Regions from separate parts of the Homo sapiens genome. Here region 1 is linked to region 2. A link is a loop called in an ENCODE intact Hi-C map of the cell type or tissue named here. Cell type or tissue: natural killer cell. All regions are shown on one strand. Links, peaks and the distances in the headings refer to the core of each region. The heading gives the core; the rest is flanking DNA. Region 1 holds the start of EXOSC6 (exosome component 6). Region 2 holds the start of DDX19B (DEAD-box helicase 19B).

What was found. Hi-C counts contacts between places; a loop is a spot of excess contacts. Peaks named below come from ENCODE experiments on the same cell type or tissue, not always from the same donor. Only the 100,000 strongest peaks of a DNase experiment are listed, where the experiment ranks them.
Region 1: it touches region 2 in a loop (9-fold over the local background); 13 of 110 quality-filtered maps call a loop at or near these places.

The regions. Positions count from the first base shown.
Region 1 is chr16:70,237,881-70,251,990 of GRCh38, forward strand. EXOSC6 (exosome component 6) reads right to left here and starts at 14,060. Exons shown (of 1, transcript NM_058219.3): 1 at 8,898-14,060. The coding sequence starts at 14,020. The coding sequence ends at 13,202. It also overlaps the pseudogene SMG1P7. RefSeq lists silencers at 13,267-13,586, 13,717-13,806. In natural killer cell, for the core only: no CTCF peak of the experiment used is centred there; DNase peaks (open chromatin) are centred at 13,711 and 14,101; H3K4me3 peaks cover 847 bases; H3K27ac peaks cover 645 bases.
Region 2 is chr16:70,291,281-70,306,534 of GRCh38, forward strand. It overlaps DDX19B (DEAD-box helicase 19B), which reads left to right and starts at 7,906. Exons shown (of 12, transcript NM_007242.7): 1 at 7,906-8,074. The coding sequence starts at 8,018. RefSeq lists enhancers at 7,726-8,020, 7,752-7,981. In natural killer cell, for the core only: no CTCF peak of the experiment used is centred there; DNase peaks (open chromatin) are centred at 7,941 and 8,241; H3K4me3 peaks cover 1,327 bases; H3K27ac peaks cover 1,553 bases.

The DNA.
Region 1 (14,110 bases), core at 6,111-14,110, 51 kb before region 2:
ATAGACACCTTCTATTCATAGCCTGAAGATCATTTTATGCAATATTTTAAATAATTTTGTGCATACAACAGTTTGGACTCATCACATGAGGTCGGGTTTGGGGTTTTCCACTTGGGGCATCATACTGGTGCTCAAAAAGTTTCAAATTTTGGAGCATTTTAGATTTAGGATTTTCAGATTAGGGATGCTCACCAGTAAGTGTTATGAAAATATTCCAAAATCCGGCTGGGCATGGTGGTGCTCACCTGTAATCCCAGCATTTTTGGAGGCCAAGGCAGGTGGATCACCTGAGGTCAGGAGTTCACAACCAGCCTGGCTAACATGGTGAAAACCCATCTCTATTAAATACAAAAAAATTAGCCAGGCGTGGTGGCGCATGCCTGTAATCCGAGCTACTTGGGAGGCTGAAACAGGAGAATCGCTTGTACCTGGGAGGCGGAGGTTGCAGCGAGCCAAGATCGCACCATTGCACTTCAGCCTGGGCAACAAGAGTAAAACACTATCTCCAAAAAAAAAAAAGTATTCCAAAATCCAAAATCAAAAACACTTCCAGTCCCAAGTATTTCAGATAAGGAATATTCAACCTGTATGAATGTTTCTAGGGAAAAAGAGACAGCCAAAATATAAGACCATGTATAAGAACTAACTTCAGTAGACAGAAAGAAAAAAGTACCAGGGGAAGAAGAAAGAGACCGCATTTTAAAACAACTATACAAATTTGAGCTGTAAGAAACACTGACATTTTCTATAAGCATGCTAGAGCAAACAGGAGAAATTCATAAGACATTTTCTAGAAAATAAAACTAATATAAAAAAACTTATCAAGATTTGTCAAGGAAAAAGAAGAAAAGTTAAATATAATGGCAAGAAAACATTCCTACCAATTTTATTTATCCAGGCATGTCTTAAATATGGCTGTTTGTTACATGGAGAAACCTTAAATGCATACTGGTAAGTGAAAGAAGCCAATTGAAAAGGCTACATACTATATGACTCCAACTACATGGCATTCTGGAAAAAGCAAAATGATGGAGACAGTAAAAAGATCAGGGGTTGCCATGGGCTTAAGATGGAGGGAGGGAGGAGTGGGGAGAGGGAATGAGGAAGGAGTGGGTAGAACATAAAAGATTTTTAGGGAAGTGAAACTATCCTGTATGATACTGGTAATAGGGGATACATGTCATTACACATGTTAAAGTCCATAGAATACATAACACAAAGTAAACTATGAAATTAGTTAATAATAATATATCAATATTCACTCCTTTGTAATAAATGTACCACACTAACACAATATGTTAATGAGGGGGAAACTGTTGGGATGAAGAAGGTATATGGGAACTCATTGTTTTCTGCTCAATTTTCTGTATATCTAAAAAATAAAGTCTTTTAATTTAGAAAAATATATCTAAGCTATATTTTAAGGCCTTAATACTGTGACATTAAAGTGTTTAGACACCTAAATAGGACACACTTATTTTACAGTTATCATGGGCATTTTTTCACATTAGCAAAGAGAGGTGTAATTCTGGCAGAAATGCTCAGCAGAATGTCATCTAGAATTTGCTTTAAAATAAGCCAGTTAGAGATGAAAGGATAGCAAAGAGGCCTAGATGAAACCAGATGGGCCGTTTGCTTCTAATTATAGAAGCTGAGTGTTAAATATGTACAAATTTATTATACTATGCTCCCTATTTTTATGTGCTTCAGAATGTCCATAATAAAAGTGGGGGGAGGATATTTATGGTTAAGAAATTAAAGGAGGCCAGCCGGGCACGGTGGCTCACGCCTGTAATCCCAGCACTTTGGGAGGCCAAGGCAGGCAGATCACGAGGTCAGGAGATCGAGACCATCCTGGCTAACATGGTGAAACCCCGTCTCTACTAAAAATACAATTGTGCCACTGCACTCCAGCCTGGGCGAAAGAGTGAGACTCCGTCTCAAAAAAAAAAAAAAAAAAAAAGAAATTAAAGGAGACCAGGCATGACTGCTCACACCTGTAATCCCAGCACTTTGGGAGGGCAAGGCAGGAGGATTACTTGAGACCAAGAATTCAAGTCCAGCCTAGACAATGCAGTGAGACCCCTTCTCTCCAAAAAATACAAAGGTTAGCCAGGCATGGTGGCATGCATCTGTAGTCCCAGATAGTCGGGAGGCTGAGTGGGAGGATCACTTGAGCCCAGGAGTTTGAGGCTGCAGTGAGCTCTGATTGTACCGCTGCACTCCAGCCAGGGGAATATAGCAAGATCCTGTGACCAAAAAAAAAAAAAAAAGAAAAGAAAGAAAAGAAAAGCAAAAAACAAAGAATCTGGTGCGTAGAGCAATGTTTCCTCAGAAAAAACGAGTAAAGCTACACTGAGACTAGCTATCAACCACTAAAAATAGAGGCCTGGCAGAGTGGCTCATGCCTATAATCCCAGTACTTTGGGAGGCCAAGGCAGGTGGATTTCTTGAGCCCAAGAATTCAAGACCAGCCTGGGCAACATGGCAAAACTCCATCTCTACAAAATAATATAAAAAATTAGCCAGGTGTGGTGGTGCACGCCTGTAGTCCTAGCTACCTGGGGGGCTGAGGTGGGAGGATCACCTGAACCCAAGAGGTCAAGGCTACAGTGAGCCAAAATCATGCCACTGCACTTCATCTTGTGCAACAGAGTGAGACCCTGTCTCAAAAAAAAATTGCATTAAAAATAAAAGTAAATAGACACTAAAATGAAGGCATAGATTATAAGACTGATGAATGTACTCTAAAAAAATAATATAATAAAGCAAAGCCCTTATGTTTTTTCTTTTTTGGAGACAGGGCCTTTTTTGTCACCTTGGCTGAGTGCAGTGGCACAATCAGAGCTCACTTCAACCTCAAGTTCCTGGGCTTAATCGATCCTCCTCCCTCAGCCTCCCGAGTAGCTAGGACTGCAGGTGCACACCACTACACCAAGCTAATTTTTGACTTTTTGTACAGATGGGGTCTCACTACATTGCCCAAGCTGTGCCAGAATTCCTGGATGCCAGCAATCCTTCTGCTTTGGCCTCCCAAAGTGCTGGGATTACAAGCATAAGCCACCATACCCAGACAAAGCCCTTAATTTCTTACATATCGATTTAAGGGCCTGAATAAACCAACACATTAAAAAGGAAAAGAATAATTCACATACCAGCATGAGTAAATTCAAGACTGAGATGATATAATCGGTACCACAAGTCTGGCAATTCTCCAGTTGGTCTAATCCATATGTAATGACCATGTCACAATGTATAGTCATGCTAGGATCCAAGCTGCCGAGCAAAACACCAACACACTCATTAGCAGCTGTCAACACAGCCTCAGAAAAAAACACCTGGTTTGCAGCCGTCACACATCTCATTACTCTGTACAGAATCTGTAAATGGGGAAAACAAGCAGCTTTTTAAAAAAATTCACGTGCTTCCACAAAGCAAGGAAATACTTTTTATTTAATGCAATTTCAACTGAAAATTAACTGCTTGCCTTGCCAGCAGTCTCTTAATATTCTAGTTCTCAGTAGCTGAATAATGATACCTTTACTACAATATGTAAACATGATCTTGGCTAAAAAATCCTAAAGTGCTACTATGACAGGAAATGGAATCTGCCATCCTCTATTTCCCATATACCCAACTTCGTTTCTCCCAATGTCACTAAATGGCTGAAGCTCAGAATCTTTATCATGAAATACACCACGACAGTAATGGTATTGACAGCATGGGAATAGCCTGCCCACACATACTACAAGCTAGCTCTTGGGCTTTTGGGAATCAATCTTTCAAAACTGAACATACAAGTCACTTTAAGCTTATTAAACTTTCTATCTACTGATGGTCTCTTTTGAAAGATAAGCACTCTCATGCTTACCACATAGTATCTTCAAAAATCATATGATTTCCAATACACACACAAACAAAATCCCCCACTTAACTATAATGGCCAATAATTGTGTACTAAATTTCTAATAAAATAGGGGAGAAAACAGAGCAAATGTTAAAAAATACTTCTATAATATTTAACAACCAATACATACAGGATTTTATTTAGTCTACCCATAATTTTCATTAAAAGTATCCTTGGAGGTTGGGCATAGTGACTCACATCTATCATCCTAGCACTTTGAGAGGATTAGCTGGAAGGTTCTCTTGAGTCCAGGAGTTTAAGACCAGCCATGTCAACATAACAACACCTCATCTCTACCAAATTTGTTTTTAAATTGGTTGGGCGTGGTGGCTCACACCAGTAGTCCCACCAACTACTTGAGAGGCTGAGGTGGGAGGATCACTTAAGCCTGGGAAGTCAAGGCTGCAGTGAGCCAAGATCGTGCCACTGCACTCCAGCCTGGGCAACAGAGACCAGTGGCTCATGTCTATAATCCCAACACTTTGGGAGGCTGAGGTGGGAAGACTGCTTGAGGCCAAAAGTTCAAGACCAGCCTGGGAAACACTGAGACGCCATCTCTACAAAAATAAAAAATTAGCAGGAGCTATGGTGGGAGGATCACTTGAGCCCAAGAGATAGAGGCTGCACTGAGTCGTGATGGCACCACCCCACTTTAAAAAGAAAAAAAAAAGAGCTGGGTATGGTGACACCCGCTTGTAGGGCTGAGTGAGGTGGGAAGTTCACCTGGGCCCAAGAGTTCAAGACTACAGTGAGCTATGATTGCACTACTACACTCCAGCCTGGGTGAGAGAGTGAGGCTCCAGCTCCAAAAATAAATAAAAATAAAATAAAAAAATAAAAACCCCACCATTCTACCATTCTCAAAGGCCTAAAAGATCCTCATAAATCAATATACACCTATCCTATAAATTATGTCCCTTTTATTTTATGTCTGAATTAACAGCTTTTTATTTCAACTCTGTACAGTCTTCAAACAACCACCTTTTAGACATTAAAAATGAAGCAAAGATATTAAACCATTTTGAAACCATATTGGTTTAAAATACCGATATGCTGGTTTCATTTATCTTTAAGTTCTGACATTTCTGCTCAAGTACACAACTTACTATATAATCAATATCCTATTTTATTTAGCAACATGTTCAGCAAAAGTATATGCTCCTAAAAGCAAGTTTTATCCTAACGGTAAAATTTTCATCAGTTAGATTAAATTTTTTATGACTGTATCACACATGCTTCTTTCTCCTTATTCACAGCCGAGTACAATGCCTGGGGTTCATTTCTTGTGTCTTTTCCACTGAACCCTCATTGGATGTGCTATATACAGTGCAGCTAATGTTTGAGGCTGCTGAAGTGTGGCAATCTATCTACCTCATTTTTAATTTGTTTATGTTCTTTGATATCAGGCTATCAAAGAATATAAAGATATACAAGTTTTCATATGAGTTCCATCTTATGCTCAGAGAAGATTACTTTCTGAGGCTTCTCCTATAGTGTGCTATTCGTAATATGTTGAAAAACTAAAAGGAAACCCAATAATTTAAAAGTAAAATTATAAGAAATATTATTTAAAAATGAAAGAATAAGATTTAAAAATTCAGAGTGGCCTTTTGTCATGGGAGGGTAGGGAAGTTGGATGAAAGGAGGATGAGATATAAAAGGATTCCCTGCTTTTCTGGTTATTTAAGAAAGCAGTCAGACAATATATACATATACACATACATACATACATGCTAAACAAATGAAGGATTAATAACAGTTCACCTGGTAAAGAGAAGCATTTACAATGTAAAACAATTTTATTTTTGAATGACACTTCAAATGCCCAAAAGCACTTACATCTGTTACGTATGCCTCAGTAATCGGAGGACCCGAATTGGGCTGAAGCGTTCCCCAATGCTCCTCACCACAGTACTAAATACCCGGAGAAGCGCAGTCAGCTTTGGTAATGACACTGATGGAGGAGGGACGTCTTCATCCACTGATTCCCCAGAGGCCACATGGCTGAGGTCCTAGATGTGAATTCACAGCATTCTTAATAAGTAGTACATTGTTTAAAAAAAAAAAAACTCTAAAATATTTCAATCAATTCATTTTAGAATAGATTTTTAGGCTTTTAGAAAGAGAACTGTGGCCCATGAGAATATTCATGACTCTGAATATAAAAATGGGTTTTACCTAATTATTTCAAAAAGCCAACATTAAACCCAATAGACAACAAATTAAGGAAATAATCTCTTAAATCAACTCAGAAAGCTGTTGGGGAAAAATAAATTCTAGCACATATGCTCTAGTTATATGTAGGTATAAATGAAGACGGAAGCTTTTGCCACTCCTGAATTAGTTTTTGGCTAAAAATCTCATTCTAGGTATTCTTTGAGCCACTCAGCTCAACAGTAAGTCCTCCAAACCAAGAGCATGCACATGAAGAGCAAAGGGAGATTACAAGACCTGGTCTACAGATGTGTAACTGAAGAAGTACGATATATGAAAAGGACAAGATTCGCAAAAACTAGGATACTAGAACCAATCTATACATTTACCTAAAATTAAGCACCAAAATAACAGAAGAGAATGAGATCTTAAGGATAACAAGGGGAAGCATCTCTACAAACTAGAATGTGTGGCTTATGAGAGGTAGATCAGCTTTAAACGTGGGCTGTGAAAAAAGACATTCTAGGTGTGGGGGCAAAGAAAAAACAACACAGAAGCAAAACATTTCCTTGCTTTTCTAGGAAAGAGTAAACACATCAGTACAGCTAAAGGTACTGAATTCCTGTTGACTACAAGCAGCAAAGATGATAAAAACAAGATGAGGCCAAAATCTTTATGGGAGCCTTGATTGGTTGATCTGAATAGGGGAGAAACACAAAGAGATTCAGATAAGAGATAGCACAGAGTTAAGCCATGACAGTGGGGCCAGAAAAGCCAAGTACCAGTAACAGAGGCTTCAGCAGTGCTCTTAAAGCTCCTATGCTATATTCGTACAGCCACAAAAGCTGGCTGAAGCCAAGGCCTGTCCTCCAAAGTACGATTCAGATCTCCCGTACATATGTAAGAGGAAAATCTTTAGGAGCTTTTGGTGTTTTGTGTTTTTTTATAACACAACATCAATTTGCTTTAAGACTCTGAAGACTGGGAACAAAAAATAAAAATAAATAACAAAAAATGTCTTTAGAAAAATACCAGCTACCAAGAGTATGTAAAGCTTTGCGAAATACGAAGCTTGCAACGTTTCTTTTAGTCTCTCCAGTAATTCTCCTGGTAACTTAAATACATCTGAAATAAATGTTTAAAATACTGACTGAGCACGGGGGCTCATGCCTATAATCCCAGCATTTGGGAGGCCGACGCGGGTGGATCACCAGTGGTCAGGAGTTTGAGACCAGCCTGGCCAACATGGTGAAACCCCGTCTCTACTAAAAATACAAAAATTAGCTGGGCATAGTGGCGGGCACCTGTAATTCCAGCTACTCAGGAGGCTGAGGCAGGAGAATCATTTGAACCCAGGAGGTGGAGGTTGCAGTGAGCTGAGATCGTGCCATTGCACTCCAGCCTGAGTGACAGAGTGAGACTCCGTCTCAAAAAAAAATTTTTTTTTCAAAATATTGCAATGGGCTTGTAATTTCTGCTTAAATGTCAGGAGGTCTGAGCCATTTTAAAATAAATCTAGCACAATTTAAGATTTTTTCTTAACCAAAATTTTAAGAAACAGCTTTCTATATACTCACCTCAGCATATGCTTCCATGTCTTCTAGAAAATGACCAAGAAGAGTCGTAGAAAATGCAAGATCAGCTACCCAAAATGGCTCCAAACTCTGCAACCACCCTTGGAATCGTATAAGAAATTGTGAAAGGGTGGGGGGAGAAAAAACACCAAAAAATCCAAATTAAAAAAATATAAGAGGCTTGTTTTAAAAAGTATCCGGTTTTCAAGCAGCATACCCTAAAACATGTCCTATATCATAAAATTAAGACTGCTAAACATGCTGATCACGATTAACCAATACCTCTTTAATTAATACCTCTTTAATTTCTGCAAAAATTAACATGTAAATGTTATTTCCTTACTTTTTCAGTAAATTTCCTATCTATATTGTCACTACACATGACTTAACACTAAAATGCCACAATCTACCATTGGCCTGGCTAATCCCAGGGCCACATCTAACCATTAAAGGTGTATACTTATCTCCTCAGTGAAAATGAAACAGACCACTATCACCTGAATATCCTATTTTCAAAAGTTTATTACACCAAGTAAGTTACGAGAAACTATGACACTTGAAACAAGCTGAAATGTGCAAATGAGCCATGCTAGTCATTCACTTAACTCCAAAAAAATGGGAAACAAAACCATTTCTCATTTATGACAATTCTCCAAATTAACCCTATTTCCTTTTTTAAAAAAATAACCAGAAAAACAATAAAATGTTACAAATAACTTGGATCTTCCATTGTCCACTTCAGGGTATTGCCACTGCAATATATTCTTACCATATACTTTTTCCTACCAGTACAAACTACAAATAACTTGGGTAAGTCCTGTCTGTACTTATTCTACCCACCTACTAGTAATTTCTTCTGAAAATATATATTTAGCTAACAAGTAATGTTCATTTACAATATAACATTTCTCTGAATTAGTTTTCTTGCATTATTAAAGAAATGTTATTGATAGATGGTCACTGGGGGACCACTGCTCCTCCCCGACAGTATTTAAATAACTGGTATAGGCTGCAAGACTTACCAGATACCTGCTGCGTGAGCGAAGGTTTCTGAGTATGATCTATATGCCATCCAACTAATATATCAACTGTATCCTTGATGGAAACAAAGAGAGAGGGGGCCAATCATTTTAAGATATTACTGCCATTCACCTGTGGACCATTCCACAGCAAAAGATCCTAAAAGGAGCATCTATGTTCTACCTACTCAACATTCTAGAAACTTAGAAAGGGGAGAGGGGCAGGAAAATAAAAGAACTACATTTCTGACAACAATGAAATAGTTTATTTTCTTCAAATATTTTAAGGTACGAACGTCAGAAATAAAAATGCAGCATTTAACCCTGGAACCTCAAATATCACTGATTATACTCAAAGGAGCAGAGGCATTGTTTTCCATCTGATTCCTCAGTTCCTCACACACACAACCATCCCCCTCACCCCATGATCTGAAAAGCGAAATGAGGAATTCACCCTAAAATTAGTGTGGAGAAAACAAGCAAATTAGGTTATTTACTAAGTGACTACATAAAAAACTGAGTATGAGACCAAGAAAAATAGATTCTGTAGTTTTAGTTAAAAAAAAAATTGACTTGTAAATCCCAACTACTCGGGAGGCTGAGACACAAGAATCGCTTGAACCCAGGAGGCAGAGGTTGCAGTGAGCTGAGATTGCACCGCTGCACTCCAGCCTGGACAATACAGCCAGACTCCATCTCAAAAAAAAAAATAATTAATAAATAAATAAAATAAATATACTGAAAATATTTCACTCCACTAAGATGTTAAGCTAAAAACAAATACTGTTTTCTCTTCTTCAATGTTTGTTAACATTAGTCCTTAATAACATCTGTTTACAATATCCCTAAATGCTCTCTTTAAGATTCCACCTGTGATTAAATTTCAAATACAAAAAAGTAAAACGGATTTGGGAAACTTTTCTATAAAGTACAGCAATTAATTTGCAATCCAAAATATAAAGCAAATTTTATATAATTTATGCTTTACTATATTAGTACTTGCTTCACATTAAAATTAAAGATCAGTATGGCACCACACATGAATAACATGCAGGCTCAGGTTACCATTATACATAAATTTTTAAAATAAATATATGGCAAAAATAATAATTGTCATTCCATTGAAAGAATATTTATTTTGCAGCTGTTAAAAGACATTTTTCCCTAAAAAAAGAAAAGCTGTGCTTTACATAGCAATCTTATAAAAGAAATGCTAGAATCAGAAAACCATCATTTTAGGCTGGGTGCAGTGGCTCACACCTGTAACCCCAGCACTTTGGGAGGACGAGGCAGGTGGATCACTTGAGGTCAGGAGTTCAAGACCAGTCTGGCCAGCTCGATGAAACTCCGTCTCTACTAAAAATATAAAAATTAGCAGAGCACAGTGGCACCTGCCTGTAATCCCAGCTACTCAGGAGGGTGAAGCATGAGAACTGCTTGAACCTGGGAGGCGGAGGTTGCAGTGAGCCGAGATTGTGCCACTGCCCTCCAGCTTGGACAATAGAGCAAGATTTCGTCTCAAAAAAAAAGAGAAAAAGAAAACCATTATTTTGCAATAGCCAATGTTATAATCTACACAGGCACAGACTATCAATGCTAAAAATCATTTAAAAGACATCTTAGGGGTAATTACAGAAATTTGAATATAGAACACATATGTAATAAAATTCATTTTCTTAGGTATGATTACAATATTCTTGTTATACAGAAGAAAAACCTTATTCTTGGGAGATGCAAACTAAAACATTATGGGTTGAACTGTCATCATGTGTATGGTTTTCAGATGCTCAACAAAAGTGTGTGAGAAAATAAAACTGGCAAAATATTAGTAACTGGTAAATCTAGGTGAAGCATATTATTATGAAATTATTATCGTATTTACAGGTATTTATTTTACTGGTGCATCTATCTTTCTATGAATGTGAGAATTTTCACAAGAGCTGGGAAAATGTTCATAATTATGCATGCAGAATAAGCCCAAGCTGGTGGCATTCTGTTCAGTTACAGGTAATTTTCTGAATCTTCCCTCAAATTTTTCTCAAACCTCTATAATCAAGGGGAAAAATGTTTTGTTTTGCTTTGCTTTTTTGAGATAGGGTTGCCTATAATGGAGTGCAGTAGCTTGACCATAGCTCACTGTAGCTTCAACCTCCCAGGCACAAGCGATCCTCCTGCCTCAGCCTTCAAGTAGCTGGGACTACAGGTGCATACCACCATGCCTGACTTATTTTTTTTCCTTTTTTTTTTTTTTTTTTTTTTTTGATAGAAACAGGGTTTCACCTTGTTGCCCAGGCTGGTCTCAAACTCCTGGACTCAGGCGATTCACCAGCCTCAGCCTCCCACAGTGCTGGGGTTACAGGAGTGAGCCACCATGCCCAGTTAAAAATACACTTTTTATTTAAAAAAAAAAGAGAACACTCCTTATATTTCCTTTATATTTTGTAAACTACATACCCAAAATAAAGCATATCAAAAACTGTAAAAAAAAAAAAAAAAAACCCTAATATCAGATATTCCAGACACAACAATACCATAATTTAATCACTTAAAATCTTACTCAAAACTAAATCAATGATCTTTTAGGCCAGGTGTGGTGGCTCATGATAGTAATCACAGTACTTTGGGAGGCCAAGGCAGGAGGATCACTTGAGGTCAGGAGTTCAAGACCAGCATGGCCAACACAATGAAAATCCATCTCTACTAAAAATACAAAAATTAGCCAGGCTAATGGCACACTCCTGTAATACCAGCTACTTAGGAGGCTGAGGCAGGAGAATCGCTTGAACCTGGGAGGCAGAGGTTGCAGTGAGCCGAGATCATGCCACTGCACTCCAGGCTGGACAACAGAGCAAGACTCCGCATCAAAAAAAAAAAAAAGATATTTTAATATATTCAGATACACAAATATGAAATAAAACTAAGTAGAGCTGGTATTCATTTACACATAATTATCTTATACCGTTTGGAATAAGAATTTGGGGCACGTTAGCAAACCAAAAGGCTCAGAAAGACGTCGTGATATTTAGTTCTTGTCTCCCTCTACAAATGTGAAGCACTCTTCTATCCGGCATTCCTAGTGGAGTTCCTATTTTCAAATTTGCAAATCATTCTGGTGCTAAGCAATCTCAAAAAAAACATTTACTAAAAACCAGAGGAAAAAAATCTTATAACTTTGGGAGGCTGAGGCAGATGGATCACTGAGATCAGGAGTTTGAGACCAGCTTGGCCAACATGATGAAACCCCATCTTCTCTAAAAATACAAAAAGTTAGCTGGGTGTGGTGGCAGGTGCCTGTAGTCCCAGCTATTCCAGAGGCTGAGGCAGGAGAATCACTTGAACCTCTGAGGCGGAGGTTGCAGTGAGCTGAGATCGCGCCATTGCACTCCAGCCTGGGCAACAGAGTGAGACTCTGTCTCAAAAAATAAATATAAAAAAATAAAAAGCTGCTATTCTCCATTAATACCTGCAGGCCCGACAAAGGCAGCCTAGGAATTCTAGATGAATGGAATGAATACAACTTGCTGGAAGTTCTTAGGAAACAAAATGACTATTCACAGAACCAAATAAAAGCCTTCCACTAGAAACTAAAAATAATAATAATAATAATAATGGTTTTATATATATGCATACACAAGCAAAGCCAGAAGAGAATAAATAGCAAATGAATGAAAACTAGAAGCAAAAACAAACAGGAAACCATCTCTACATTTTTTTTACTCAATCGACCCTGAATGCTACAGCATTATCCAGGGCCGCAGAAAACACACATAATACTTTATTCCTGATAAACAATTCGATGTCCTTAAGTCCGCCAATATCACCGTACATTCTGTGCAATCAAGAAATTTACTCAGCTGGGCACAGTGGCTCACACCTGTAATTCCAGCACTTTGGGAGGCCAAGGCGGGTGGATCACCTGAGGTCAGGCATTCGAGAACAGCCTGGCCCACATGGCGAAACCCCATCTCTACTAAAAATACAAAAATTAGCCCGGTATGGAGGCATGTGCCTGTAATCCCAGCTACTTGGGAGGCTGAGGCAGGAGAATGGATTGAACCCAGGAGGCAGAGGTTGCAGTGAGCCAAGATTGCACCATTGCACTCCAGCCTGGGCAACAGAACAAGACTCCATCAAAAAAAAAAAAAAAAAAAAAAGAAAGAAAGAAGAAAAGAAAATTAGCCAGGTGTGGTTGCATGCACCTGTAGTCCCAGCACTTTGGGAGGCCAAGGCAGGAGGATCAATCAAGGCTAGGAGTTTGAGACTGCAGAAAGAAACCCTGTCTCTAAAAAAAAGGTCCAGGTAATTTCAGGGTCCAGCTCCACCACAAGCGCAGCTCCAGGGGCTGTTGAGTTTTGCCTTTATCATTCCAAGTAGTCCCTGCTCCAGACCAAGTCCCACCATCTGGCAGTCAGGTCAGTCCAACCACAGTCATATCAGGGCCCTTCCAGGAATTCTCGACGCAAACTGGAGGCCGATGGCGCGGGTCTTTTCGTGGACGGCGGCAGCACGGTCCTCGGCTTGCGTCCGTAGTTGCTCAGGCTTCTGGTTCAGGGCTGGGCGGCGGCGCCCCTGCGGCGGGCGGCCCGCACCAGGCTCTGCTGCAGCACGGGGTAGAGGCGCTGGCAGCCCTCGAGGCCCAGGCGTACGGCCTCCGCCCAGCTCTCTGTCAGGCCGCCCTCGCCGCTGCCCAGCAGCCCGGCCACCTGATTCAGCACAGGCATGAGCGCCACGGTGAGGCCGGCGGCGGCGCGCTCTTCCTCGAGCCGCGTGGGGTCCAGGAGCCAGGTGGGCGCGGGCCCCGGCGCGAGGCTGAGGCCGCAGCCCACCACCAGGTCGTACATCTCCACGCCCGCGTCGGCCAGGGCGAGCGCGGCGGCGGTGAGCGCGGCGGCCAGGGCCGAGCCACCGTCCTCCAGCAGCAGCGCCGACACCTCGAGCTGCGCGCGCGGGTAGCGGCCCAGGCGCACAGCCGGCTCCAGCGCCTCCTGCAGCGCCAGCGCCAGCTCACGCTCCTCGCAGCCGCCCGGGGGAGCGCGGCGCCGGCGGCCCGCGAAGGGTGCGCGGCGGAAGTCGCAGAGCAGGCGACCGCGCAGCGCGGCCGGGGCCTCGCCGCCTGCTCCGGCCGGGCCGCCGCCGCGCTCGCCGCCCTCGGCCTGTCGCGGGCCCGACACGGCACACAGCACCTTGGTGCCTCCCGCCTCCAGGTAGGCCGAGCCCTTGGCCTGGCTCAGCAGCCCGGCGCGCGCGTACACGGGCCGTAGCCGCGTTGGGTCGCGGGTGCCGGGCGCCTCCTCCTCGTCGGCCGCGTACAGCTGCGGCGGCTGCGATTCTTCAGGGCCGCGGATGCGGCGGTGATCCCCAGGCATGGCGGTTCTTGGCGTGCGAACCCCTTCCGCCCAACGCCCTGCCGCATCCACTGGTTCTTCCGTTGTTTAAAGACGCGCGGCTGCGCATGG
Region 2 (15,254 bases), core at 3,349-11,348:
CACAAGTGTTTATTCTGATCCACAGTGCCCTAAATAACATATATTTAGCTTAAACAATCTGGGAAATGAGTCAGACTTCTAAGCCACCACACTTAAAATAGAAAGCCAAAAGGTATGTATGAATTGTACTTTCAGAATAAAATAATACAGGTTGTAATCTCAATAATTTAGTTCTGCTGCCAGAGTTGTTACTAGGATAGTACCTTCATTAATAAAATAATTATAAACAGATTAAAATAATTTTTTGGCCTAGCGTGGTGACTCATGCCTGTAATCCCAGCACTTTTGGGAGGCCTAGGCAGGCAGATCATGAGGTCAGGAGATTGAGACCATCCTGGCTAACACGACGAAACCCCGTCTCTACTAAAAAATACAAAAAAAGTAGCCGGGCGTGGTGGCGGGCGCCTGTAGTCCCAGCTACTCTGGAGGCTGAGGCAGGAGAATGGCGTGAACCCGGGAGGCGGAGCTAGCAGTGAGCCGAGATCAGGCCACTGCACTCCAGCCTGGGCCGCAGAGCGAGACTTTGTCTCAAAATAAATAAATAAATAAATAAGAATTTTTTATTCACCCATTAAGAGAGATTGTAGGCCAGCACAGAGACTCACACCTGTAATCCCAACACTTTGGGAGGCCAAGGCAGGAGGATCAATGGAGCCCAAGTGTTTGAAACCAGCCTAGGCAACATAGTGAGACTCTGTTAAAAAAAAAAAATTCTTTTTAATTAGCTAGGCGTGGTGGCATTCGCCTGTAGTCCCAGCTGCTCAAGAGGCTGAGGAAGGAGAATCACTTGGAGCCCAGAAGCTGAAGGCTTCAGTGAGCTGAGATCTCGCGACTGCACTCCAGCCTGGGCAACAAAGCAAGACCCTTGTCTCTCTCTCTTTTTTTTTCCTTTTTTTGAGGCAGAGTTTCACTCTTGTTGCCCAGGCTGGAGTGCAATGGCATGATCTCGGCTCATGTCAACATCTGCCTCCTGGCTCAGCCTCCCGAGTAGCTGAGATTACAGGCGCCACCACCACGCCCAGTTATTTTTTTTTCTTCTATTTCTAGTAGAGATGAGGGTTTCGCCATGTTGGCCAGGCTGGTCTTGAACTCCCGACCTCAGGTGATTCGCCTGCCTTGGCCTCCCAAAGTGTTGGGATTTCAGGCGTGAGCCATCGCGTCCGGCCCCCTTGTCTCTTAAAACAAAAAAAAGAAAGAAATTGTAATTGAGGCCCAAAAGTCTCATTCTAATATAATTATCTAATGATATTTTTCTGTGATATTTTTCTCTTGTAGATGTCAACTACATGCTAGAAAGAATGCTATCTTAATGCAATGTGCAAATTATGTATTTTAGGAAACTACTGGCAAGTTCTTGATTTACTCTAGGCTAAGCAAATAGGCCTGTAGGTGGGAGTGAGCGATATGCACATGGCTTGCTCTCCAGTAGAACATTTGTTGAACTCCATCTTGGGGCATGAGAAAGATAACCAAAGAACTGAAATAGTACAACAGCTGTGATTGCCCCACTACCCTCCAGCCTGGGCCGCAGAGTGAAACAACAGGCCAGGCACAGTGGCTCATGCCTGTAATCCCAACACTTTGGGAGGCCGAGGCGGGCAGATCACCTGAGGTTGGGAGTTCAAAATCAGCCTGGTCAACCTGGTGAAACCCCATCTCTACTAAAAATACTAAAATTATCTGGGTGTGGTGGCGGCCACCTGTAATCCCAGCTACTCAGAAGGCTGAGGCAGAGGCTGCAGTGACTCAAGATTGTGCCACTGCACTCCAGCCTGGGAGACAAGAGGGAAACTCTGTCTCAAAAAAATTAAATTAAATTAAATTTAAAAAATAATAAAAACAACAAACAGAAACAGGCCGGCGTGATGGCGTATACCTTTAATCACCATACTTTGGGATTCTGAGGTGGGTGGATGGCTTGAGCCCAGGAGTTTGAGACTAGCCTGAGCAACATGACAAAACTCAACCTCTACAAAAAAATACAAAAATTAGCTGGGCATGGTGGCATGCATCTGTAGTCCCAGCTATTCAGGAGGCTGAGGTGGGAGGATAGCTTGAGACAGGGAAGTAAAGGATGCAGTAAGCCATGATCGTGCCACTGCACTCCAGCCTGGGTGGCAGAATGAGACAGTGTCTCAATTGAAAAAAAAAAGAAAGAAATGGAAACAAGTGGAAAAAAAAAAAAACTAACATAGCTTTGGAAGGATGTAGCGCTAGACTCTTAACTCTCCCATGGCATCTTAGCTACTTTTAGCATCTATAAAATGGGTTTACAATGCTGGCTTATTTGGTACTAAGTCAAATGGGGATGGCTGAATTTTTTTTTTTTTTTTTTTTTTTTTGAGACGGAGTCTCGCTCTGTCGCCCAGGCCGGACTGCGGACTGCAGTGGCGCAATCTCGGCTCACTGCAAGCTCCGCTTCCTGGGTTCACGCCATTCTCCTGCCTCAGCCTCCCGAGTAGCTGGGACTACAGGCGCCCGCCACCGTGCCCGGCTAATTTTTTGTATTTTTAGTAGAGACGGGGTTTCACCTTGTTAGCCAGGATGGTCTCGATCTCCTGACCTCATGATCCACCCGCCTCGGCCTCCCAAAGTGCTGGGATTACAGGCGTGAGCCACCGCGCCCGGCCAAGGCTGAATTTTTAAGAACCTCTAAAGGAATATTTCAATTGAGCATATTATAATTTTTTTGTCTAATGTACTTTTCAGACCATAAAACGCTAAAGGAATCACCTAGGATCTTAAAATATTGCTAAATTGAATAGGTCTGGGGTAGGGCCTGAGAGCCTGAATTTTTTTTTTTTTTTTTTTTTTTTTTTGAGACGGAGTCTCACTCTGTCGCCCAGGCTGGAGTGCAGTGGCGCGATCTCTGCACACTGCAAGCTCCGCCTCCCGGGTTCACGCCATTCTCCTGCCTCAGCCTTGCGAGTAGCTGGGACTACAGGCGCCCGCTACCACGCCCAGCTAATTTTTTGTATTTTTAGTAGAGACGGGGTTTCACAGTGTTAGCCAGAATGGCCTCGATCTCCTGACCTCGTGATCCACCCGCCTCGGCCTCCCAAAGTGCTGGGATTACAGGCGTGAGCCACCGTGCCCGGCCGAGAGCCTGCATTTTTAACAGGCTTCAGGCGATATCTATGCTGCTGAGAGATTATACTTGGAATACCAAGGGTCTAGATTAGAGGATGTGCGTCTGCACCTATTTGTTCAGATGCAAAATTTTTAAAAAGTTTGACCCACGGGGGGAGATGCTAATGGCTCATGATTCACCAAATGAGTGACCACTATGTGTTAGTCACTGAGGATCAAGATTAAAGATCTTGCCCTGCCCTCATGGAGTTCCCAGTCTCACCAGGAAGCCAGACATTTAGCAGGAAACAAAGCCCTCTGCGGGAGGCTTGCGCTTGTCTTTGGCCCCCAGAGTTCCTGGGGCGCGTGCCCGAGCGCTGTACCGTCCCCTCAGCTGATTGGCTGACAGGATTTCCAGGCCTCAGCCAATGAGGCTCCGGCTTGGCCAGTGCCAAGAGCAGCGGTTGTTGGAGTGTAACTGCCATGCTCAGCCGCGATGGCTGGGGCTGCCGGGCGCGTCCAAGATCGCGCCCTGCGGCGGTTTCCCATCACCCTGCCTGTGGGCGACGTGAGTATCTGCGAGGGTAGAAGCCAGACCCTTTCCTCCCACGTTTAGGTGCCTTCCTCGCCCCTACTCCTGGGTAGAGGAATAACAATATTTCTCGAGGCTTCGGCCCAAGGTCTTAGCCTTGTGATCTAGAATCCGCCATCTGTGAGGTGGGTACTTCCTGTGATTTCAGGGGAAACTGAGACTGGCTAGGCTCACGTGGGAATAAATGCAGGAGGCTGAATTCCAATCCAGATGCTCTTATTCCCCGAACACTCTTCTTTCCACGCCCGCTTTGGAAACCAGGTTCCTTCTTAGCCGGAGTCTCACAAAGCGCAGGTGTATTGGGGGTGAACTTAGGAGAGTCTGAAACCCCGATGCTATTTTTAAGTTTTTTTGTTTTTTGTTTTGTTTTGAGACAGGCTGGAGTGCAGTGGCATGATCACGACTCACTGCAGCCTTGAACTCCTGGGATCAAGTGATCCTCCCACCTCAGCCTCAGGAGTAGCTGGGACTACAGGCTCACGCCACCACGCCCAGCTACTTAAAAAAAATTTTTTTTTTTTTTTGGTAGAGACGGGGTCTCCCTATGTTGCCCAGGCTTGCATATTTATTTAGTAGAAGAAAAAACACATGCTAAAATCGTGTACGGGAAGGATAAACACCAAATTTGGCATAGCTGCTGTCTTCCTGGGATGAGTATACGGAGATTATCAATTGGACCTTAGTAATTTTATTTATTAAGTTTTGAGGTGGGAATCTAAGTATTTGTTATACCCTTTCTTGTTTGTCTGAAATACATTTTTAAAAGGGAAACATGGAGCCAAGCACAGCTGCACACACCTGTAGTCCCAGCTACTTGGGAAGCAGAGGCAGGTGAACCTCTTGAACTCAGGAGTTCAAGGATATAGTATGTGCTGTAATGGTGCCTGTGAATAGCCACTGCACTCCAGCCTGGGCAACATAGCAAGACCCTGTCTCTAATTTAAAAAAAACCATGCATATGGAAAATAATTTCAGAGGATAAAGCATACTCAATCCACCCCCACCCTTCTAGAGGCCCTCACCAGGGGCAGCCATGGTTATCAGTTTTGTGTGTATCTTAAGCATTTTTTTTTTTTTTTTTGAGACAGAGGCTCGCTCTGTTGCCCAGGCTGGAGTGCAGTGGCATGATCTCAGCTCACTGCAACCTCTGCCTCCTGGGTTCAAGCAATTCTCTGCCTCAGCCTCCCAAGTAGCTGGGATTACAGGCACCCACCACCATGCTCAGCTGATTTTTGTATTTTTAGTAGAGACAGAGTTTCACCATCTTGACCAGGCTGATCTTGAACTCCTGACCTCGTGATCCACCACCTTGGCCTCCCAAACTGCTGGGATTACAGGCGTGAGCCACCGCACCTGGCCACATTTTTTTTTTTTTTAAGAGGCGATGGTTTCACTATGTTGTCCAGGCTGGCTTCGAACTTCTGAGCTCAGGCGATCCTCCAACCTCAGCTTCAGGAGTAGCTGGGACTGCAGACACAGGCCACTGCTCCGGTCTTCTTAGGCATTTTCCATAGTGTATAAAAGCATATATGGGAGCTTGGGGGCTTTTGGGGTGGGGGTTCCTGTTTGTTTTGTACAAGTGAACCTACTATATACGGTCCTGCAACTTGGGCGATGTAATTTTTAACCTCATTAAAATGTTTTGCAAATTTCATTAACCTCTAGCCCTGTGAAACAATATAATTTATCTGGGAAAATATCCCCAGGGTTGCTTCTGAATTGATGAGATGTAGGTCATGGCTACCAAGGTGGTGTTTGCCTTTTTCTTTTTAGCACATCCTCATGTGTAAGGTCAAAAACAAAAAACAAAAACGTCTTCTCCAGTTAACCCTGTGAGAGTGCAGGAAAAAATAATCATAGCAAGTAGAATGTTCTCTGGAACTGCTTTACCCTTTCTCAAAACGTTTTTACTCTTACAGTACTGGTAAAATTCCACAGAGAACCCACCATGGCTTGATTTTTGTTTGTTTGTTTTTATTTATGTATTTATTTGAGACAGAGTCTTGCTCTGTCGTCCAGGCTGGAGTGCAGTGGCATGATCTTGGCTCACTGCAACCTCCACCTCCCGGGTTCAAGCGATTCTCCTGCCTCAGCCTCCCAAGTAGCTGGGACTACAGGTGCATGCCACCACACCCAGCTAATTTTTGTATTTTTAGTAGAGACAGGGTTTCACCATGTTGGTCAGGATGGTCTCAATCTCCTGACCTCGTGATCCACCTGCTTTGGCCTCCCAAAGTGCTGGGATTACAGGTGCAAGCCACCGTGCCCAGTCTATTTATTTATTTTTTTTGAGACAGAGTTTCACTCGTCGCCCAGGCTGCAGTGTGATGGCATGATCTCGGCTCACTGCAACCTTTGCCTTCCGGGTTCTAGTGATTCTCCTGCCTCAGGCTTACAAGTAGCTGGGATTACAGGTGTGCACCACCATGCTTGGCTAATTTTTGTATTTTTAGTAGAGATAGGGTTTCACCATGTTGGCCAAGCTGGTCTTGATATCCTGACCTCAGGTGATCCACCCACCTTGGCCTCCCAAAGTGCTGGGATTACAGGTGTGAGCCATTGTGCCCGGCCTCATGGCTTGAAATTAACTTATTGTTGTATAATATTGGCAAAATGAAAGAGGTTGGGATTCATTTTTTTCAGATTGTAGGAAAATGCCTAGTTTCTTTCTAGGGAAGTAACAAGGGAAGAGAAGCTTCTTTGATTCTAGTTAGGAGAAAGCAGTTCTTTCATTTAATCCTTATTTTACAACTACTAAAAGCCCAAGATATTTCTTCCTATTTATTTATTTGTTTATGAGGCAGAGTCTTACTCTGTTGCGCAGACTAGAGTGCAGTGACACAAACACTGCTAACTGCAGCCTCAACCTCCTGGGCTCAAGTGATCCTCCCACCTCAGCCTCCCAAGTAGCTGGAACTGCAGGCATGTGCGACGACACCTGGCTAATTTTTAAATTTTTCTTGTGTAAGGATAAGGCCTCGCTATGTTGTTGTTTTCAAACTCCTGGATTCAAGCGATCCTCCCACCTCCACCTCCCAAAATGCTAGGATTACACATGTGAGCTACTGTGCCTGGCCAATCCTGGCACTTTGGGAGGTGGAGGTGGGAGGATCACTTGAGCTCAGGAGTTTGAGACCAGCCAGGACAACACAGCAAGATCTGTCTCTATCTTAAAAAAACAAAAGGCCGGGTGCAGTGGCTCACGCCTGTAATCCCAGCACTTTGGGAGGCCAAGGCAGGCGGATCACGAGGTCAGGAGATTGAGACCATCCTGGCCAACATGGTGAAACACCATCTCTATTAAAAATAGAAAAACTAGCTGGGCATGGTGGCGCATGCTTGTAATCCCAGCTACTTGGGAGGCTGAGGCAAGAGAATTTCTTGAACCCAGGAGGTGGAGGTTGCAGTGAGCCGAAATCGTGCCACTGCACTCCAGCCTGGGCGACAGAGCCAGACTCAATCTCAAAAAACAAACAAAAACCCAAGTGCTGAGATTACAGGCATGAGCCACCACACCTAGCTCTATTTAATTATTTTACTATTTTAATTTTATTTATTTTTTTCCTAGACAGAGTTTTGCTCTGTCACCCAGGCTGGAGTGCAGTGGCCCTGTCATGGCTCACTGCAGCCTAGACCTCCTGGGCTCAAGTGATCCTTCCGCCTCGGCCTCCAGAAGTGCTGGGATTACATGCATGAGCCACCGCACCGTCTGTTTTCTTCCTTTTTAACATTCTCCTGATTCTACAACGCTTACATAGGAGAGCTGCAATTCCTCCTCTTGGGGTACAAATTTATGAGTGCAGGTGCAGTTTTGTTACATGCCTAACAAGATTGCATAGTGGTCAAGTGGACTTTTAACCAAATGGGTTGTCAGGGCTGATTGCCAACATCTGGACATTTTAAATTACCAATCTGAAAAGGGAAACAGCTCTGTGCTTGTTTTGCATTTTGGTGACTATTGGTAATGGTTTTCTGTTTTGATATATTCAATCTGTTCAATCTGTATTAGTGCCTACTCTGCCACTGTGTTGGGCGGGAATCTGATTTTGTTCTTTGGTTGGAGATCCAAGTTAACCAGAGCTTAGGCATTTTAAGATAACTACCTCAGCTTGATAGGAAAGCTTGCTCTGCCCGGGGTTGAGGGGTACGGGTCTGAGGGCAACAGAATCGACAGCCTCAAGTGGGCAAAGGGTGGCCAAACAGGAGTGGCCTCCGACGTCACTGTGGCGCGCCGCTTCCGGTCTGCAGCCTTGTAGTGGGGCTGGAGCAGAGCCTGCCGCGAACCCCCGGAGCCCACGATCCCTCGTGCCATCCCTCGAATCCACCAGCACGAGCGTCCCACCCGCGCCTGGGACCATGGCCACTGACTCATGGGCCCTGGCGGTGGACGAGCAGGAAGCTGCGGCTGAGTCGGTGAGTTGGCTTCAGCCCTAAAAGGGTCAGGGGACTAGTTCTGGTCGGAGACTTGGTCCCTGGGAAAGAATGTTTCCCAGGTTGATTAGAGGCTGGATGGGGTGGCGGGGAGGATAGGGATGGAGCCTGGACCCTGAGCTGGCTTTGTTTACGCAGCCGCCTCCGCGTTACGTAAGCGCAGGTGAGTGCTCCTATCGGTAAAGCGCTCAGCTGCCTGTCTGTCTTCCTGGAACCAGGAAGAATCATAGATTGCACCCATCACCCTAGATTGTGTTTTGTTTGTTTTTAATTGAAATAGAGACATGGTCTTGCTAGGTTGCCCAGGCTAGTCTGGAACTCCTGGTCTCAAGCTATCTTCCTGCCTCGGCCTTTCAAAGCACCAGGATTACAGGCTGAGCCATTGTTCCTGGCCGCCCCGGTTTGTAATAGTTATTTTAGGTGTCATTCTCCACCTCTACATTCAGAGCTTCTTTGGCTCAGGGACCATGTCTTTGCTCATATTTGTGTGCTTCCTCAGTGATAAATGATGGACCCAGTAGGTGTGGCAGTCAGCAAATCCTTTCCTCATCGGCTTCACTTTGTTCTTTTTTTCTGGACCTGACACATGGTAAGCAAGAGATGTGTTAAACACTACTGCGTAGAATTAATTTCTCCCACCGAAACACTTTAAATCCTAGTAGGCTTTGAACCTACTTCTGTTAGTACTTATTGCTATGACTTCCTCAAGAATAAGAACCTTGTCTTTTATTTTTTATAGCTCATAAAAAATAAGTTGTATATACACATTGTTTAAAGAGTGAAGTTATTTTAAAAACAACGGTTCCCGCCAATTTTTTTCCTCCCCAGAGGCAACTCCTTTTTTTTTTTTGGAGACAGGGTCACACTCTGTTGCCCAGGCTAGGGTGCAGTGGAGTGATCTTGGCTCACTGCAGTCTCTGCCTCCCAGGCTCAAGCCATCCTCCCACCTCAGCCTCCTGAGTAACTGGGACTGTAGTCATGTGCCACTATGCCCAACTACTTTTTGTATTTTTTTTGTAGAGATGGGGACTTGCCATGTTGCCCAGGCTGGTCTCGAACTCCAGCGTGCAAGTGATCCACCTGCCTCAGCCTCCCAAAGTGCTGGGATTACAGGTGTGAGCCACTGCATCCAGCCTCTTTTTTCTGTTTCTTTCTTTCTTTACATATATTTTTTGAGAGAGGGTCTTGCCCTGTCACCCAGGCTGGAGTGCATTGACACCATCTCTTGCCAACTACAACCTCCCCTTCCCAGGCTCAAGTGATCCTCCCACCTCAGCTTCCTGAGTAACCGGGACTACAAGCATGTGCCAACATATGCAGCTAACTTTTTAATTTTTTGTGAAGACGAGGTCTCACTATATTACCCAGGTTGGTCTTGACCTGCTGGGCTCAAGCCATCCTCCCACCTCGGCCTCCCAAAGTGTTGGGATTATAGGCCTGAGCCACTTTGCCTGGCCCTTTACTTTTCTATAAAATTTATTTTACTTGGAATTCTTAATTGCCTTATGTTTATGCTTCATTTTTTTTTCTTAATTATCAATTCAACCCCAAACTGTCTTCCAGTTGTCTAAGTTTATCTCAGGATGCTTAGACTCATCAAGTATTCTATCAATTCCATTTCTCCTAGGCCTTTAAGTCTGCTTCAAATTGGACTAGTTACTCCTGTCTTTAGAGCACAGTTCATATTGGGGAATAGAGGGAACAGGGCAAATTTCCCTTCAGCCTCATTCTGCAGATTCCTTCCTCCTTTCTCTTGTCTTTTGGATCTCTTGGATCCCTTCCTTTCTGTACCCCTACTTTTCCATCTTTCTTGATTTATTCCTTATTTTAGTGCAGCCATCTGTCAGCTTTCTGGAGGTGTACGGGAAGTAAATTACTTTAAGAATATTCCATGTCTTAAAAAATCTAACTTTGCCCTGTAATTTGGATAATAGTTTGGCTGGGTATAGAATTGTAGGTTGAAAATTATTTTCCTGCCAAATTTTAAATGTATTGTTCCATTGCCTTCTAGATTTCTGTATTTGTTGTTGAAATGTTTGAGACCATCCTGATTCTTGATGTGACTTGTTTTCCCCTTTCTAAGCTTGGAGAATCTTCTGTTTGTCTTTAATATTCAGAAAATTTATGGTAATATGTCTTGGTATGGGTGTATTTTCATCCATATTACTGGCCCCTGGGTGTGGGTACTTTCAATCTGAAAAACTCTTGTTCTTCAGTTATGAGAACTTTTCCTGAATAATTTCATTGCTGATTTCTTCTTCTTTGTTTTTTCTTAATTCCCTCTTTTCCAGAACTCACTTTCTCTCTTTCTTTCTCTCTCTCTCTTTTTTTTTTTTTTTTAAGACAGTGTCTGTCTATGTTGCCCAATTTGGAGTGCAGTAGCTATTCACAGGCAGAATCATAGTGTACTACAACCTTGAACTCCTGGGCTCAAGTGATCCTCCTGCCTCAGCCTCCCTCGTAGCTGGGACTACAGGTGCGCACCACTGCATAGCTTTTCCCAGAACTCTTATTAGATGAATGTTGGATCTGTTGGACTGGCCCTTTAATTTTTTTTTTTTTTTTGAAATGAAGTTTCGCTCTTGTCCGCCAGGCTGGAGTGCAATGGCACGATCTTGGCTCACTGCAACCTCTGCTTCTTGAGTTCAAGCGATTCTCCTGCCTCAGCCTCCCGAGTAGCTGGGATTACAGGCATGTGCCACCATGCCTGGCTACTTTTTGTATTTTTAGTAGAGGTGGGGTTTCACCATGTTGGCCAGGCTGGTCTTGAACTCCTGACCTCAAGTGATCCGCATGCCTCAGCCTCCCAAAGTCCTAGAATTACAGGCGTGAGCCACCACACCTGGCCAGCCCTTTAATTTTTTTAAAAGTCAGGTTTATGGAGGTATAATTTACACAGAGTAAAATTAAACTTTGTTAGTGTACAGTTCTATGAATTTTGACAAAAGCATACAGTTGTGTAACTACCACCACAGGCAACACATAAACCCTCTCTACAAAGAACTACAACTTCTTGTAGTTCACTCCCTCTCCTCACCCTTCTCTGGCAGCTGCTGATATGTTTTCTGTCATTATAGTTTTGCCTTTTCCAACATGTCATAAAATGGAATCATATATATAATATATAACCTTTTGAAAAGTCTGGCTTCTTCCACTTAGTATTATGCATTTAGAATTCAACCAAGTTGCATGTATCAGTAGTTCATTCCTTTTTATTGCTGAGTAGAATTCCACTGTGGATATATATACACAGTTTGCTTATTCTTCTATTGATGGACACTTGAGTAATTTTCAGTCTGAGACAATATGAAGAAAGCTACTCTATACATTAAGGTACAGATTTTTGTATGGACATATGTTTGCATTTCTCTTGGGTAAAGTCAATATCAAAGAGTAGGATTTACTGTGTTATGTCGTATGTGTTTAACTTTGTAAGTTATGTGCCAAACTATTTTCCAAAGTGTATCATTCTGCTTTTCCAACAGCAATGGATGAGAGCTTCAACTGCCCCACACCCTTCCCTGCACAGTATTGTCAGTTTCCTTCATTCTAATAGGTACATGCTGGTGTCTCATTGTGGTTTTAACTTATATATCTCCCTAATGACTAATGATGTTGACAATCTTTTCATGTGCTTATTTGCCATGTATGTAACTTCTTTGAAGTGGCTTTTCAAACCTTTTGCCCATTTTTAAAGTAGGATTGTTTTTGTTTTTAGTTGGGAAGTTTCTTTATATATTCTGGATAGAAGTTCTGTTTTTTGTTTTTGTTTTTGTTTTTTTTGAGACAGGGTCTCACTCTGTCACCCAGACTAGAGTCAGGCTAGAGTGCAGTGGCATGATCTTGGCTCACTGAAACCTCCACCTCCTGGGCTCAAGGGATTCTCCCACCCTGTCTCCAGAGTAGCTGGGACCACAGGCATGCGCCACCACATCTGGCTAATGTATGTATTTTTTGTAGAGACAGGGTTTTGCCATGTTGCCCAGGCTGGTCTTGGAACACCTGGGTTCAAGCAATCCGCCCACCTGGGCCTCCCAGAGTGCTGAGATGGATTACAGGCATGATAAGTCCTTTATCGGATATGTTTTGCATATATTCTCTCAAACTACAACTTGTCTTTTTTCAACAGTACTTTTCAAATAATAGACATTTTCAACTTTGATTAACCTAATTTATCAATTTTTGTTTGTTTGTTTGTTTTTGAGACGGAGGCTTGCTCTGTCGCCTGGGCTGGAGTGCAGTGGTGCCATCTCGGCTCACTGCAAGCTCCACCTCTCAGGCTCACGCCATTCTCCTGCCTCAGCCTCCCGAGTAGCTGGGACTACAGGCGCCCACCACCACGCCAGGCTAATTTTTTTTTGTATTTTTAGTAGAGATGGGGTTTCACCATGTTAGCCAGGATGGTCTCGACCTCCCGATCTTGGGATCCGCCCACCTCGGCCTCCCAAAGTGCTGGGATTACAGGCGTGAGCCACCGCGCCCGGCCTAATTTATCAATTTTTAGATGATTAGTTCTTTTTGTGTTCCAAGATATACACCTTATCCAAGGCCACAAAGATTTTCTCCTGTGTTCTCTAGAAGTCTTATAGTTTTAAATTTTACATTTATGTCTGTAATCCATTTTCCATTTTGAGTTAAATTTTTTCTAATAAGGGGTATGCATTGAGGTTCATCTTTTTTTTTTTGAGGCGGAGTCTGGCTCTGTCTCCCAGGCTGGAGTGCAGTGGCGCAATCTCAGCTCACTGCAACCCCTCGCCTCCGGGGTTCAAGCAATTCTCCTGCCTCAGCTTCCCTAGTAGCTGGGATTACAGGCACCCACCACTATGCCCAGCTAATTTTTGTATTTTTAGTAGAGACAGGGTTTCACCATATTGGCCAGGCTGGTCTCAAACTGCTGACCTCATGATCTGCCCGCCTCGGCCTCCCAAAGTGCTTGATTACAGGCGTGAGCCACCGTGCCTGGCCGAGGTTCATCTGTTCATCTTTTTCACAGAGATGTCTTTTTTTTTTTTTTTTTGAGACAAAGTCTTGCTCTTGTCCCCCAGGTTGGAGTGCAGTGGCGTGATCTCAGCTCACTGCAACCTCCACCTCCCAGGTTCAAGCGATTCTCCTGCCTTAGTCCCCCGAGTAGCTGGGATTACAGGCGCCTGCCACCAAGCCTGGCTACTTTTGGTATTTTTAGTAGAGACAGGGTTTCACCATGTTGGCCAGGCTGGTCTCAAACCCCTGACCTCAGGTGATCCATCCGCCTTGGCCTCCCAAAGTGCTGGGATTACAGGCGTGAACCACCACTCCTGGCCAGAGCTGTCTTAATTGTTCCAGCACCATTCGTTTAAAAGTCCTTTGGTTTTCTTTTTTCTTCTGTTTTTCATCTTTGTCTCTTTTTTTTTTCTTTCTTTCTTTCTATATTTCCTGGGAGATTTTCTCAAGTACTGTCTGGTATATTTCATTTTCACTTCTACTTTCTTATTTTTAATTTCAGGAACTTTTTTCTTCTTCCTTTACTGTTCCTTTTTTACAGACAATACCCTGTACGGCTTTCATGGTCATAATATCCTCATCATTTGGAGGATATTTTTCTTCTTCTCTCTGCTCAGTCTCTGTTTCATGTGAGGCGTGTTTTATCCATATATTTCAGTGTCTACTTTTTTGTGATGACTGTTTCTCAGATGTCTGTAATCCTTGCTTGGCCACTCATATTTAAGAGTGAGTGACTAAAAAGTTGAGTGGAAGCTGTAAACACATGAGTGGGGCTTGTCTATTCTGACCTTAACTATATATCTTTAGTGGTCTATGTCAGCATCCTGAGAACTTTCCTCCCGGTCTGGCCAGATTTTGCAGAGAGGGATCCTCTAAACTCCTGCCTAGATGGTGGAGGTCTGACTCAGTGTTCTGGAATCTAGGTGGAGGAAAGGGTGAGGGAGGTCTCAGGACCCAGAATACCTGCTTCCACTTAATGCTTCTGTTTTCATTATGGCATCCCCTCCCTTAACTGTGGTCCTTATCCATTTGAGCATTTCTCATGCCTAACCTGGCAGGCATTGTTAACTGAGTAAATGAACTGTGTAGTTTGTTATTTGTTGCAAAGAAACTTTTGATCATTCACTCTCAATATGTAAATATCTATTTAGAAATTGCATACTTTACTGTTTTATTAAATATATTATGTACATTGTAAAGCAAATAAAAAAGTAATAAAGGCTGAGATAAAAATGAAATAATGCTTTCCTGTGCTTGTGTGTGCTGGCTTCATATTTTTATTAGCCAATATCTCAAGGCACAATATACACTTAGAAAAAAAACACATCATTAGTCAACGTAGAGATAAATATGTGTTTCAAGTAGTTCTGAGAGGTTTTTTGTTTTTTTAATTATTATTTTTTAAATTTTTATGTATTTATTTTTTGAGACAGAGTCTCACTCTGTCGCCCAGGCTGGAGTGCAGTGGCGCAATCTCGGCTCACTGCAAGCTCCACCTCCTGGGTTCACGCCATTCTCCTGCCTCAGCTTCCCGAGTAGCTGGGACTACAGGCGCCCACCACCATGCCCAGCTAATTTTTTTGTATTTTTTTGGTAGAGATGAGGTTTCACCGTGTTAGCCAGGATGGTCTCGATCTTCTGACCTCGTGATCCGCCCGCCTCGGCCTCCCAAAGTGCTGGGATTACAGGCATGACCCACAGCACCCGGCCTGTTTTTTTTATTTTTTAGTTCTGAGAGTTTTGACTATTTTAACTAACTTCTTGTTAGGTCAGTTTTGTTGTTGTTGTTGTTGTTGTTTGTTGTTGTTGTTGTTTTTGAAATAGAGTCTTACTTTGTCACCCAGGCTGGAATGCAGTGGTGTGTACATGGCTCACTGCACCCTTGACCTCCCAGGCTCATGCAGTCCTCCCACCTCAGCCTTGCAAGTAGCTGGGACTACAGGTGTGCACCACCACACCTGGCAAATTTTTGTATGTTTTGTAGACATAGGGTTTCACCATGTTGCTCAGGGCAGTCTCAAGTTCCTGAGCTCAAGCTATCACCTGCCTTGGCCTTCCAAAGTGCTGGGATTATAGGCATGAGCCACTGCACCCGGCCATTCAGGTCAGGTTAAATTGTCATTGTTTTAACCTATTAATGTGCCTAAGAGGGTTTGTTAGGAGTAGGTAGCTTTGACATTTT